Linked DNA regions of Mus musculus: region 2 is linked to region 1. The links are chromatin loops, found by intact Hi-C in ENCODE. Cell type or tissue: left cerebral cortex. All regions are shown on one strand.

The links. A loop is a pair of places that touch in the nucleus more often than their neighbours do. Peaks named below come from ENCODE experiments on the same cell type or tissue, not always from the same donor. Only the 100,000 strongest peaks of a DNase experiment are listed, where the experiment ranks them.
Region 2: it touches region 1 in a loop (7-fold over the local background); 3 of 42 quality-filtered maps call a loop at or near these places.

Annotation. Positions count from the first base shown.
Region 1 is chr3:20,690,973-20,698,972 of GRCm38, forward strand. No RefSeq gene overlaps it. Among named protein-coding and RNA genes, the nearest start is that of Gm31552, 130 kb to the right of the region's middle. In left cerebral cortex, no CTCF peak of the experiment used is centred here; a DNase peak (open chromatin) is centred at 4,555; H3K27ac peaks cover 1,461 bases.
Region 2 is chr3:20,817,652-20,825,651 of GRCm38, forward strand. It overlaps Gm31552 (a long non-coding RNA gene), which reads right to left and starts at 4,710. Exons shown (of 4, transcript XR_389614.2): 1 at 4,648-4,710; 2 at 4,367-4,548. In left cerebral cortex, no CTCF peak of the experiment used is centred here; DNase peaks (open chromatin) are centred at 3,287, 3,850, 4,252 and 4,759; H3K27ac peaks cover 4,747 bases.

The sequences.
Region 1 (8,000 bases):
ATTGCCTTGACGTGGGAATCCTCTGAAGGGCAGCAAGGGAAATTCATACCTTATGTGCTCCCACTCCCGGTTAACCTCTGGGGAAGGGATATTATGCAGCATTTGGGCCTTATTTTGTCCAATGAAAACGCCCCATCGAGAGGGTATTCAGCTAAGCAAAAAATATCATGGCAAAGATGGGTTATAAAGAAGGAAAAGGGTTAGGACATCAAGAACAGGGAAGGATAGAGCCCATCTTACCTAATGGAAACCAAGACAGACAGGGTCTGGGTTTTCCCTAAGGGCCATTGGGGCAGCACGACCCACACCATGGAAAACAGGGGATCCAGTGTGGGTTCCTCAATGGCCCCTATCCTCTGAAAAACTGGAAGCTGTGATTCAACTGGTAGAGGAACAATTAAAACTAGGCCATATTGAACCATCTACCTCACCTTGGAATACTCCAATTTTTGTAATTAAGAAAAAGTCAGGAAAGTGGAGACTGCTCCATGACCTCAGAGCCATTAATGAGCAAATGAACTTATTTGGCCCGGTACAGAGGGGTCTCCCTGTACTTTCCGCCTTACCACGTGGCTGGAATTTAATTATTATAGATATTAAAGATTGTTTCTTTTCTATACCTTTGTGTCCAAGGGATAGGCCCAGATTTGCCTTTACCATCCCCTCTGTTAATCACATGGAACCTGATAAGAGGTATCAATGGAAGGTCTTACCACAGGGAATGTCCAATAGTCCTACAATGTGCCAACTTTATGTGCAAGAAGCTCTTTTGCCAGTGAGGGAACAATTCCCCTCTTTAATTTTGCTCCTTTACATGGATGACATCCTCCTGTGCCATAAAAACCTTACCATGCTACAAAAGGCATATCCTTTTCTACTTAAAACTTTAAGTCAGTGGGGTTTACAGATAGCCACAGAAAAAGTCCAAATTTCTGATACAGGACAATTCTTGGGCTCTGTGGTGTCCTCAGATAAGATTGTGCCCCAAAAGGTAGAGATAAGAAGAGATCACCTCCATACCTTAAATGATTTTCAAAAGCTGTTGGGAGATATTAATTGGCTCAGACCTTTTTTAAAGATTCCTTCCGCTGAGTTAAGGCCTTTGTTTGGTATTTTAGAAGGAGATCCTCATATCTCCTCCCCTAGGGCTCTTACTCTAGCTGCTAACCAGGCCTTACAAAAAGTGGAAAATGCCTTACAGAATGCACAATTACAATGTATTGAGGATTCGCAGCCTTTCAGTTTGTGTGTCTTTAAGACAGCACAATTGCCAACTGCAGTTTTGTGGCAGAATGGGCCATTGTTGTGGATCCATCCAAACATATCCCCAGCTAAAATAATAGATTGGTATCCTGATGCAATTGCACAGCTTGCCCTTAAAGGCCTAAAAGCAGCAATCACCCACTTTGGGCGAAGTCCATATCTTATACCTTATACCGCTGCACAGGTTCAAACCTTGGCAGCTACATCTAATGATTGGGCAGTTTTAGTTACCTCCTTTTCAGGACAAATAGATAACCATTATCCAAAACATCCAATTTTACAGTTTGCCCAAAATCAATCTGTTGTGTTTCCACAAATAACAGTAAGAAACCCACTTAAAAATGGGATTGTGGTATATACTGATGGATCAAAAACTGGCATAGGTGCCTATGTGGCTAATGGTAAAGTGGTATCCAAACAATATAATGAAAATTCACCTCAAGTGGTAGAATGTTTAGTGGTTTTAGAAGTTTTAAAAACCTTTTTAGAACCCCTTAATATTGTGTCAGATTCCTGTTATGTGGTTAATGCAGTAAATCTTTTAGAAGTGGCTGGAGTGATTAAGCCTTCCAGTAAAGTTGCCAATATTTTTCAGCAGATACAATTAGTTTTGTTATCTAGAAGATTTCCTGTTTATATTACTCATGTTAGAGCCCATTCAGGCCTACCTGGCCCCATGGCTCTGGGAAATGATTTGGCAGATAAGGCCACTAAAGTGGTGGCTGCTGCCCTATCATCCCCGGTAGAGGCTGCAAGAAATTTTCATAACAATTTTCATGTGACGGCTGAAACATTATGCAGTCGTTTCTCCTTGACAAGAAAAGAAGCCCGTGACATTGTTACTCAATGTCAAAGCTGCTGTGAGTTCTTGCCAGTTCCTCATGTGGGAATTAACCCACGCGGTATTCGACCTCTACAGGTCTGGCAAATGGATGTTACACATGTTTCTTCCTTTGGAAAACTTCAATATCTCCATGTGTCCATTGACACATGTTCTGGCATCATGTTTGCTTCTCCGTTAACCGGAGAAAAAGCCTCACATGTGATTCAACATTGTCTTGAGGCATGGAGTGCTTGGGGGAAACCCAAACTCCTTAAGACTGATAATGGACCAGCTTATACATCTCAAAAATTCCAGCAGTTCTGCCGTCAGATGGACGTGACCCACCTGACTGGACTTCCATACAACCCTCAAGGACAGGGTATTGTTGAGCATGCGCATCGCACCCTCAAAGCCTATCTAATAAAACAGAAGAGGGGAGTCGAGACTTTACCCCAAGTACCAAGAGTGTCTGTGTCTATGGCACTCTTTACACTCAATTTTTTAAATATTGATGCTCATGGCCATACTGCGGCTGAACGTCATTGTTCAGAGCCAGATAGGCCCAATGAGATGGTTAAATGGAAAAATGTCCTTGATAATAAATGGTATGGCCCGGATCCTATTTTGATAAGATCCAGGGGAGCTATTTGTGTTTTCCCACAGAATGAAGACAACCCATTTTGGATACCAGAAAGACTCACCCGAAAAATCCAGACTGACCAAGGGAATACTGATGTCCCTCGTCTTGGTGATGTCCAGGGCGTCAATAATAAAGAGAGAGCAGCGTTGGGGGATAATGTCGACATTTCCACTCCCAATGCCGGTGATGTATAATGCTCAAGTATTCCCCTGCTTTTTTACCACTAACTAGGAACTGGGTTTGGCCTTGATTCAGACAGCCTTGGCTCTGTCTGGACAGGTCCAGACGACTGACACCATTAACACTTTGTCAGCCTCAGTGACTACAGTCATAGATAAACAGGCCTCAGCTAATGTCAAGATACAGGGTGGTCTCATGCTGGTTAATCAACTCATAGATCTTGTCCAGAAACAACTAGATGTATTATGGCAAATAGCTCAGCTGGGATGTGAACAAAAGTTTCCGGGATTGTGTGTTACTTCCATTCAGTATGAGAAATTTACTAGGGCAGCTAATTTGTCAAAAAGTCTTTCTCAGTATATGTTACAGAATTGGACGGCTGAATTTGAACAGACCCTTCGGGAATTGAGACTTCAGGTCAACTCCACGCGCTTGGACCTGTCCCTGACCAAAGGATTACCCAATTGGATCTCCTCAGCATTTTCCTTCTTTAAAGAATGGGTGGGATTGATATTATTTGGAGATACACTTTGCTGTGGATTAGTGTTGCTTCTTTGGTTGGTCTGTAAGCTTAAGGCCCAAACTTAGGAGAGACAAGGTGGTTATTGCCCAGGCGCTTGCAGCTTTAGAACATGGTGCTCCCCCTGATATATCTATGCTTAAGCAATAGGTCGCTGGCCATTCAGCTCTTGCACCCCACGAGGCTAGTCTCATTGCACGGGATAGAGTGAGTGTGCTTCAGCAGCCCGAGAGAGTTGCACGGCTAAGCACTGCAGTAGAAGGGCTCTGCGGCATATATGAGCCTATTCTAGGGAGACATGTCATTTTTCAAGAAGGTTGAGTGTTCAAGTGTCCTTCCTCCAGGAAAAACAACACGGGACCAGACCAGGACCCCTCTAGGTGATGAGCCTGGAAGGAGGTTATGTGTACGGCTCCTTTACCTGCACACTGGGGATTTGACCTCTATCTCCACTCTCATTAATATGGGTGGCCTATTGCTTTTATTAATAGAAAAGGGGGAACTGTGGGAAGCCGCCCCCACATTCGCCGTTACAAGATGGCGCTGACAGCTGTGTTCTAAGTGGTAAACAAATAATCTGCACATGTGCCAAAGGTAGTTCTCCACCCCATGTGCTCTGCCTTCCCCGTGACTACAACTCGGCCATGGGCTGCAGCCAATCAGGGAGTGATACGTCCTAGGCGAAGGATAACTCTCCTTAAGAGGGACGGGGTTTCGCTTTCGTTTTGGGCTTGGGGCTTGCACTCTTGCTCCTGAAGATGTAAGCAATAAAGTTTTGCCGCAGAAGATTCTGGTTTGTTGCGTCTTTCCTGGCCGGTCGCGAACGCGTGTAAGACTGGCTTAGAGAATATAAATATGTATGTATGTATGTATGTATGTATGTATGTGTGCGTGCATGCGTGCGTGCGTGTGTGCGTGCCCGTGTGTGTGTGTTATTATGCTTATAGCTTTTTCTAACCTGTCATGACAGTATTCACTTTCAAAGTAACTATTCATGGATGTTGGAAATACTTTTGCTGAATAAAGAGGCAGTTTTGGAAGCATGTGGAGGTTAAAACTGTGCACAGGGAGCTGTTCAGCTTTTCACACCCTGTTTGAATAAGCAATTATTCCACCATCTTGCTGCTGGTCCCGCCCCCACACCATTGCTTTAAATTGCCATGGAAGTTAAATTGTGAGATATTCTTGTAAAATTGCCTCCTTCAGAATGATCTTTACTTTGTCCTAGCCAATTTAGAATGGAAAGATCAGCTCACATTTCCATAGAATTTAAAAAGAGCCTGGGTTAGTCCTAAAAGCCATAGCTGGCTTAGTATGTTCCAGGATCAAGCTGAAGTTTGGCAGACTATGTGCTCAGAGGAGATTAAATATTCTTGTCTTCTATACTTGCTCTATTGTGCTATGACAAAGCACTGTGACCAGAAACAACTTGAGGAGGAAATTTTGTATTATACGTTACAGTCTTTCATTCTAAGAAGTCAGGACAGGAACTCAAGGCAAGAACTTGGAAGCAGAAACCTTAGAGGGCTGCTGCTTGCTGGCTCACTCTCTAGCCCTCTTATATTCATGCTTCACTAGCTTCTTTATACAGTCAAGGGCCAACTTCCTAGTGATAGTGTAGTCTACAATGGGATGCACTCTCCTATCATGGAAATGAGTGAAATTTGGCCTCTAAAAATGAGAGAAAGGATAAATAGGTGTCATAGTAGTTTTTGTTTGTTTGTTTGGTTGGTTGGTTGGTTTTTTTTTTAGAACCAGCAGCTACTGAGCTTTTGACAGGTGCATTTTCATTGAAATCTTAGTCCTTGGAGAAAGTGATATAATTAATGACCTCTAGGGCCCAAGTTGAAAGGTTCTACTTCTGGATATATCCAGATAACTCAACCCATAAAACACTTCCCAGGCAAACCCGAGGACCTGAGTTTGACCCCAGAGCCGGATATGTGGTAGTTTGGCTCAGAAACAGCCCTGATAGGCTATTGATTTTCTACACAAAGTCCTTACTTTAGGGATATTTGAAGAGGTTACAGAACCTTCAGGAAACTGGGGTATAGCATGGCCCCACTTTCTGGTTTTGCTCTGCTTTCTATGTGGGGGATAAAATTTTACCTGCCAGCTTCTTGCTCTTGCTTTTATGCCTGCCTGCTGCTGTGCCTTCCCTGCAGGTGTACTCCATTCCTACTGGGATATAAGCCAAAGTAAACCCCCTGGTCCCTAAGTCTTTTTTGTCAAAGAAGATTATTTCAACAGAAAAATAACTAATACACTTGGTAAAGGTGGAAGGAAAGATATGGTTCCACAAAGCTCCAACTTTCACACTCATCTGTGAAAAGCTCCATTGTAGGTATGGCTGAAAGATAGTTTCCTCACCATATGTGGGGGTACAGTGAAAAAAACAGGTAATGGATCCTTTCCCATTTCAGCTCAGATCACAAGAAATAATTTGCTTCTGACTCTTTTTAAGTTCTTGATTATGGCTTTAGAACGTCAAAGATTGGTTGAATCATGGAGCGATTTCCCTTCCCTCTTCTAGTAGACTATCAATAGATTTAGGTATAGTCACTTTCACACATATTACTCCTCTCTACTCTTAAACAAAATGCTAATCTCAAGTTCCTTTCAGTACATATCCTTAGATCCATTGAGTCTGTGAGTTGATAAGAAGGATCAGTCCAATACAGATAGTTTTATAATTCACTGACCTCTACATCCCTCTCTTATCCTCCAGACACAATCAAACAGTTGTTGGATTTGTTTCTGTTTTATGGGAACGGTATGAGCTTCAACACCAGTACGAAACTGCATTTTCTTTCTAGAAGACTAAGTTAAGTTTTTTATTTCATTATTAGGATATTCTTCTGAAGCTTCTAGAAAGACTTAGCACATAAAACACCAACTACTGATTAAGTGGCATGAACCCCAAGAAATGGAAGCTTTGGGCTAACTAGTCCTGGGTGCTGCTCATCTAATAGTGGAATTCAGAAATTATCCCTCTTGCCAGTGCACATCCCGGTTTCTTACATTGACATATGTGGGCACAACACTTCTTAATATTTGTTAGTGATACAATAATACAACTGAACAACGAACAAGAATTGTGCAGGAGGATTTGTTTTTTATGATATGGGATTAATGATACTCCATAGCAATCGTCCTGTCCTCAACTTCCCTTGTGGTGTCCCCAACCATAAAATTATTTCATTGCTACTTCAGAAGTATAATTTTACTACTGTTATGATTATGATATAAATATCTGCTATTCAGGATATCTGATATGTGACACCAAAGAAATAATGACCCACAGGTTGAGAACTTCTGTTCCATAGGCATAGTGTTGGAATAACAGCTAATTTCCAAACTTAAATTACTTTTATTTGTAGTCACAAAAGACCTCCTTGCATTTTCTTTGTTTGTTTGCTTGTTTTCTAGACAGGGTTTCTCTGTGTAGCTCTGGCTGTACTGGAACTCACTTTGTAGACCAGGCTGGCCTCAAACTCAGAAATCTGCTTGCCTCTGCCTCCGGAGTGCTGTGATTAAAGGCGTGTGCCACCATGCCCGGTCTCCTTGCGTTTTCTATTGATAAAAAAGAACAATATATTTTAATGTTGTTTTAAGTGGTGACTTAGAGATAAAGAAACAGATATTTAGATTAAAATAAAAATAAAAACAACAAAATACCAACCTCCACCCCAAAAGGGCCAACCCAAATTAAAACAAAACAAAACGAAACAAAACCCAAACAACAAACCACCACTACCAACAACAAACACATTTTAGGATTGGGTATGTGGGTATAATCTCCATCATCACAGAGATAAGTAAATACAAACAGAGAAGATGTGAGCATCACGTGTCTCAAGCTCCGCAATGGAACAAGAGTTTTCTCCAAAATCACTATTTTAAGACTTTTTATTTGGTATTTGTTTCCTTTTAATTTAACAACCTACTAGCTCAAATTATCTAATTCATGGTGTGAGGCCATCCACTGGAGTGTAGTTAACTACCAGAAATCACACCCTTAAAGAAAACTGATCTCCTTCCTCCCCACCCCCCCAGCCTTAAAGAAAACTGAACTATCAACTATCAATACTTAAGAGTGTTAGGGACTCATGAGCACTTTCTCACTCTGTGGTTGTGTAGGCAACCATAGATGCTGAGTTCATGAAGGCCAAAGTACTGTTGTGTCCCGAAGTCACTGTTTGCCTCTGGTCCTCCATTACCTATCAGTCTTACATTCTCTTGGTCCACTATTTTGTATAGTCTCTGAATCTTGGGAGTGAGACTAATAATGACATCCTACTTGTGACTGAAGATTCTGTGTGTTTTAATTCCCTGTACTTGGACCAATTTTAAGTGTACATTAACCGCTATTCATTGTACAATGAAACTTTTCTGATGAAATCTGAAAGCTGCAGTTTAACTACAGACAGAGAGATAAAATTTTAGAGGGAAGTTGTTCATTGATCAAAATAATATTAATTTGTTCAGCGCTGGAGCCTATGAGCCCAGCAATGGGTTCTTAGCAAGACATTTGGTATCAGGTATGTGTTTCTTTTGTGGAATCATCATAAGTA
Region 2 (8,000 bases), 130 kb after region 1:
AAGGCAGATAAAATTATATCAGAAGGAATGGTTTGGTTACTGCCAAGATATGCTTATGCTCTTAAGAACTAATTGGCAAGAGTAACAAGGTCTCCTGAATGGCTAAAACAGCAATAAACAAATGAGAATTTATTGAGGGTCAGTGTAGAAATGCAAGAGGAACAGGGGGAGGGGGAGGGGGTAGGGTAATTTTGGAGGGGAAACTAGGAAAGGGGATAACATTTGAAATGTAAATAAAGAAAATATCTAATAAAAAAAAAGAAATTCAACCAACAAGTTGTTGGGGATTATCTTGGCCATTCTCAGTAGGTCTTTCTCCCATTAGAGTCTCTCTGTCTGTCTCTCCTACAAATGAACCTATCATGAGATGCCTTGTGACATCCTTCAGAGCCCTGGCTTCTCTTTTTGCCATTTTGGAGACATCTCTGTCTGTCTCACAGTAAACACTGTGAAGATGTACTTTTCGTTCTAACAACACTAGGTGTTCAGGGTCCATGTTGCATCTTCCCAGAAGAGTAAATTATTGGGCCATCATGAACCATTTCTTTACAAGCACAGTAAATAATGCCCAGTAACAATTAAAATATGATCATATAAGAATAAAACCCATGAGGTTTTAATTGAGTTACACAGAATCTGTACAAAAAAAATCAAAAACAAAAACGATACAAAACAAAAACCATTTCTGTGTGTATGTGTCTCTGAGTGCCTAGTATCCATAGTAATGTTCCATAAAACCAGGTAACAGAAATTTTCACTGCTGTAGCTATCAGGACATAATTGCTGATACAGAGGAGTTTGAGGTAGGTAATTTGTAAACTGCCCACATTCAGTTTGCTGTGCAGTCTGTCTTGTGCCCAACAGCTATTATCTTTCAGACTATTTTAGAGATAGTGGAGTACAAATGGAATGAACAAGACCTCAGGATACACTTAGAAGTACAAACTTTAAAAGTTACTGTAAACTTTTTTTTCCCCTGACCTTTGGAAATATTTAGCACTAACATTCTACAGGTTGTTTTGTTCTACAAGTCTCAAACTCAAGGCAACCTGCCTGTTTGAAACTGAGTGATGAGATTATAGATATGAGCCTCTATTAGCTAAATTTTGCCAATTTGATTAACCCAAATGCATTCTCAAAATATTATTTTACATTTTCCTTTTACCCTCAAAAGAGATCATTTACTTTTCGCTCAAATTGTCTATTCTGCTATGAAGTGTTCTTTAGGGATGTCTCCTCACCTCTCTCCCTACTCTCTCTCATCTATGCATCTATCCATCCATCTACTCATCTATCCACCCATGAATCTATTTTCTGTCTGTCTGTCTGTCTTGAAGTTAAGTGGGTGATTTCCTTTCCCTTATAGCCGGATAAGAATAATCTCTAATTTGGATGCAGCACACTCATGACTCTCTGCCACCTCTCTTTCTCTTCTTCTCTTTCTGGAGATGGAGTATATCTATGTAGACTAGTGTGCTCTCTGTTTCCTGTGTGCTGGGGTTATAGTATGCACCAGCAATCATGACTTTCCAAAGTGTAATCCTCATCAATTAGTGTGTTAATCACCTAAGAATTTGTTAGCAATGTATGTTTGAGAGCACCCAAACCTCTCCAATCCATCAGAACCAAAGGAGGAGTTTAATTTGAATGTGACCGGCAACTTTAATGTGAGAACCACTGGATTTGATTCCACCAGTGGGGGATGGCTGTCCTTTGTTGCACTGTAGAATGCAGATTTATTTGAAAGCCAGCATCACATTCAGTTGGATGTGGCCTAATCTGTCTTGGGCAATATGTATTGATTTTAAAAGTCTTATAGAAAAGCCATCCCTATTTTTATGCAGTACTCTTTCTAGTCATGGACAACCCTGAATTGAATATGTATGTGATAACATAGTTCCCCCTTGTACCTTTTTATTTATGATATCAAAGATAATGGTTCACTACTAATTATAAAAGTGAAAAATTACTGTGAAGGAAGGTACCTCATATAACCCCAGGCTTTCCTTACTATTCTCAAAGCAGGGCCATTGACTCTCTTTAATAGAGACTTCAGGTGTTGAAAAGCTAATTCACAGCTCCCCAGCTGTCTACTTGTGGGGACAGCTTTCTTCTGCTCCAGGCAGTAATTGCTTGACTGCTAGCCTAAATTGCCCTAGAGAAGAAAGCATAGCTGAGCTTGCTTTTTATCCTGTGGATTTAGACTGGTAACTAGACTAGCTTCACAAAGAAGAACCAGGTCTTATACACAGTTTTTCTGTAATTCATGCTGCCTTCCAGTTGAGACATGAGGAACAAAATTATAAAGGCATCTACTAATGAATGTGTTGTTCGTTCTGGTAAGACATATTAGGTTTCCCAGGCTATGATAGGATGGCAGGGTTATGGCTGTAATAGGTTTAGATTAGTAGAGTGTAGCTTGACAAGTGAGAGGTAGTAATTCAAAAGAAAGCAGGCATAAGCAGTTAAGAGTTCATCCTGCTCTTTCAGAAGCCCTGAGTTTGTTTCTCAGAAGCCCTACTCAGGCAGTTTGCAATCCCTACAGGAAAATCTCCAGGAAAACAAGAAAACCAATACTCTCTTCCAGACTTCCCATATGCTCAACATATGTGTGAACAAGCGTGCATGTGTGCACGCACGCACAAGCACACACACAAGCACACACACACACATACATTCACATATATATACATGAGTTATTTAAAAACTATTGAAAGCAATCAAGTGATTGATCAGACTTAAAATTAGAGGATTCAAAATAATACAACCTCTTGTTCTTCCAGAACAAACCATTTTCTAAGTAAAAATGGGTACATAATGAGATAATAAACATTATTTCTTTTGCTCTCTGATGGGATACACAGGACTGATGTCAGATGCATTTCATAGATTCTGTCAAACACCAAGGTTTTTGTTGATGTCAAAGTCATAATGAAGAGGCAATAATAAAACAGTGGGGAGTGACCTAAGGATAGTAAGAGCAGTGTGTTCTTTCAGCATGTAAGGTGAAATTCCAATTCCGAATAGAAAGTGAAGTCTACAAGGACGTTGTGGATAGGCTTCTTGCAGCAGAGTCTATTCTTAGGAAAAATTTCAATTCTATGCTCCAGTGTCATAGTGCTTATGCTAAGTTCTATAGAGTGCCATTCTTTCAAAGCCAAACGGTATAGATTAATCTAATATAGATGTGATGCAGAAGTACATTCTCAGTATACTCTGAAGCTAGCATCTCTTCCACACAGCATGGATGAATCACCTAAATGCTTAGAAATACAGTAATGCAAGATTAGACTAGGCAGTTGCTTTAACTCCCTTTAGCATCCCTCCCAACACACACACACACACACACACACACACACACACACACACACACACACACAAAGTGCAGCTAACTGGAAGCTCAGGCCAGGGTCTGATATCCCTGTTTCCAGCACTCTGTCATAGTAATTAGTGCTTGTTTTGCAGGGGCCTGCCTTTTCCTTTTTTCATCCAGGAAAGGCCTTCATCATCTTGAAGGTTTGTTTGTTTGTTTGTTTGTTATCTCAAGTATCACCTTTTCTGGAGACATTTCATTGTCCTGATATTCCAGAGAAGACCTCTCCTATTCCACAGTCACATATTGTGTTTTCTATGTTAATTATTTCATATCTCTCTTCTACTCTCCTTTGAGCAGACACTCAATATCTTACTGTAGCCCAAATGTCAGTTTCTGGCATACAGAGGGATGTAAGGACAGATACTCTCATCCTTGGAGTGAGAAATGGCGCTATGGCTAGATTTTTGCTTGGGAATTGGGAAAACCCCTTAGGAAGTGACATATCTGTAACAATATTAAGTAGCTGTGTTGACTGTTGAGAATCAGTATTATAGACTTGAAAGGTATGAAAGTGACTGAAGGTGAATGAAGCCCCAAGAGGAAGCAGGTGAACTGCGTGGAGCAACAAGAGGGCCAATGAGTACTGCAGTGATGTTTGCCTAATCTCTAATGACAGACACAGAAACCAAAGTTAGGTGGGACTGCAGAGTCTGCAGCATGAACAGCAAAGACAAAGCTGATGAGCTGGTGAGATGTTCCGAGTTTGAAAAATACAGACAAGAAAGGAGAGAATTGGATGTCAGGAGAAAAGCAATACATTCTGAGGAAGTCTGTAGACTCTGCATCCTGGAGTTTTCCTGTGGTTATACAAAGTAAATTGTCACTGCCAACAGGAGTCCCACAATTCTCTGATACAGAAACTGTGCCTTCCACACAGATGCCAGAGCCCTGCTATACTTTAATAAGAAAGGAAGAATAGCAAGATTTTATTCCTTGGGTAGGAGTGTAGGTGGCACCACAGCTAAAATTAGTTATAAAAAAAAATGTTACCATCCTTTGTGCTGTGGTTGCTCTTCGTCGGTGTGATTTGGAGCACAGTCACAGGTGAACGACAACTTTCTTCTTTTCAGGCTTGCTATGTTTGCTTTCAAAGGTCTCTAGGTCTCTAGTCTCTTGGGTTAATTTTCATCACAAACACGTGCTCTAGACGATAAATACTTACTGGACTAACACTGCGAAGATAAAACGAAAGAAAGAAAAGATGAAAACAAAGGAAGAAAGAAACACAGAAACAAAGAAACAAAGAAAGGTAACTGGATCAAAAATTTTACAGGAAAACTAGGAAGAGTGGACATGGCTCTGTCCTGCCAGTCTCCCAGGAGGAAGGCTGGGAGGAAGCAAGCCACAAATAGTAACTGACAGCTCGTCAAGCTGTGCCTGGGTGATCCTGACTAAGACTGTTATATAAGCAGAGGTTGCTTTGCTTGTGATGAAAGGGAAAAAAGAATAAAAGAGCTATCCACACTTTCCCATCTCATTTGGCAGACTGAACTTGAAAGGTGTCATAAGCCTTATAAAGAAGGTTGATTTTAATGTGTCTGTCAGGCTCTTTTGAAGGTCTTTGTAGCTCCAACCATTTTTATGTTTGGAAACCCCAGCCTATGTAATGATAAATCAATTTAAATGCACAAGGGCCTAAAAACAACTAATTTGCATGCTTATATTTATATGAATTATTGTTGTTCTCTCTCTCTCTGCTCCCCATTCACTGTTTGCACATGTGCACATACATGCTTGTGTGTACATTTGTGCTCTTATGTAAGCATTGACAGATGTGTGCAATAACATGCAGCACCTTAAATCGTGGTTAAAACTACTAGACTTATAGAATATGAGGATTCTCTCTCTATTCCCATTTCAAGTTAGGAATGCTGGTATTAGGAACTCCTGCTACTATATTCAGATTTGTGTAGGTTCTTGGAATATGAACTCAGGTTCTTACAGCTCTAAAGCAAGTAATTTATCCACCAAGCCATCTTTCTAGCCATATTTTCATTCATTGGCTACATATTAATCACTATTTATTGAATACTTATTGTAACAACTCAGTATTATAAAACTGCACTGTGTTTCAAATTTGTTGGTTTTTATGACATTCATAGGTCATGAACATTACTTCTGATAACATCCATGGATAAAGTGGCCTGCTGATAGTTTAACAGGCTTGTTTCTCTAAAGAAATGTTCTATGTTGAAGCTATGGCCTCTGAGAGTAAATTTAAGTTCAAACATTGCAGCTAAACCCTGTATTCCAAGCAATACCTTATCTTTCTTTCTGTCCCACTCATCAGTAGCACCATCCATGCAGTTTCCCTGTGTTACATACAAATAGACAGAAATGAAGCAACTTGGATAAAGTGATCACACTCATGAAAGATAAAATGGGTTGTTATGGAGACAGATACAAACACCAGAAAGTTCAAGGAAGTAATTTTTTCCCTTTGCGAAAATATAGGTAACATGCAGCCTTCTTTATTTTGCAGTATTGCCATATAGAATCAAGTATGATAGGTATGTTGGGAGTGTTTATTTTTGTTGTATAGTGGAAACAGTAGAGGATGGCAGTCAGAAAGATCTGGTTTTAAATTCCAGATTGTTTCTTTGAATAGCAAACATAGTTTTTGAGCCTGCCTGAAATCCAGCCTCCCAACCCACAAGGAGGTAGTCTAGGATGAATACTGTCCATGTTTTTAACTATCCAGAAGCTGAGGGTGTGACCTTATGGGGAAGTAGGATCTTTGCATATGTAAGTGGGTGATGATAAGGTTGTACTAGACTGAAACTCCACTCAACTAAAATTGGCTTTGTTTTGTTTTTCGGAAGAGAAATTTGAACATAGATACAAGAGGGCAGAGATCACACTGGTCATCCACCAGCCAAGGCATACCAGGAACTAAAGAAGAAGTGTTATTATCTAATACTGTCGAAGGGACCCTGTTTGCAACTGGATTTTAGATGCCCAGCATCTAGAACTATGAAAGAATAACTATGTGTTTAAAGATACTTGACCCATCTCAATATGCTATAACGGTCTTAGAGATTCTATAGAAGGATCCTATAGAAGGCATTAATAGCAGTGCAATCTCTGCCACTCTGGATGTGACCTGGGTCTTGGCGCACTGTTATGGAAAGGAGCATGCAGCAGGTCCATTGGAGGCATCAAACATCGCCTCTTTCTGCCTTGTTTACTAGCTGCTACCCTCATTTCCAATTTTTATCTCCCAACCTATTGCCATCACTGTGTTCAGTATCTCCTGACTCGCAATTATCTTTTTGACATAGTATTGAGGTTAGGGTTTCTTTTACTGTGATGAAATATCATAATCAGAAATAACTTGTTGAGGAAAGGGTTCTTTTTGCTGACGGTTTCATATTACAGTCCATCATTCAGAGCAGTCAGAGTAGGAACTCAAACACGAAAGAGCCTAGATATAGGACCTAATGTACGGGCCATGGAGAAATACTGATTACTCGCTTGGTCCTCATGGCTAATTCATTCTGCTTTCTCATAGCATCCAAACCACCTGCCTAGGTGTCATACCACTCACAATGGGCTGAGACCTCCCTCATCAATTACAAAGAAAATGTCCTACAAGATTCTCTACAATAAAATCAATTTCTTCATTGAGATCCTGCCCCCCCAGACAATTCCATCTTCTGTCAAGTTAGCATAAAATTAGCCAGAACATTTACAATAATATAGCATAAACAAACATGGATTCACATTTTAAGTGGTCCTCCAAGTCACTGCTTGCTTCTTCCTGCTTTGCTCTAGTTAGGGTAGATAGAGTGGAAGGGTACATGAAACCAAACGATGAAAACTCTTTGACTATTATAAACCTGTATCCCAGCTTGCCTGCCATGGATAAAATGTTACTTATACACAAAACAGAAAATGAAAGTGGTATTGTTATCTGTACTTTCCTTAGAGGTCCATCATGACAAATATGAAGGATTTCAATCACAGTCCCCAAATTTATTGAAACTCTGTCGCCAGTCATGTTACTTTCTGTTCACTTGTCTTTGTGGTTTTAGTTTGCCTTCTATCCTTCAATCTGGGCTCCATGACACCAGAATACTGTTGTAAAATTTCTCTGGAAAGCAAAACAGTGGTTTTACTCACACCAGAGAGTTAACTAGTGACAGATCCCCAAGATGATTGCTTTCAACTTCACAGGTGAACCAACAGGTTTTAGTGAGATTACTTTTAGTACCATAGGTAAATTAAAAATTGCTATACTAGTGAAGAAAATATCTTTCCCCCTCCCACAACTGTTAATAGCTTAAATATCCTCCTGGAGGTATGGGGCCTTTGAACCTCTCCATATAACAGCCATTATCTATAAAGGACTGAAGAAGGGCAGAGCATCATGAATACCCCTTTCCCTATCACAGCTGCTAAAAGTTCAAGAGGGCAATGGCCATGTTTTCTACCACAACATTCAAGTTCTATTACACCGGTTTTTAGGTCAAGGCTACAGAAATTGTCAGCTTTCACTTCTTTTCTCCTGGGATGCTGACACCTGCTTTCCAGCTATAATCATCAAAGAACACGGAGCTGCCCCATGGAGAATCATATGTAGGTATTCCAATCAGAGAATCTACGTAAGAGATAGTACCACGAT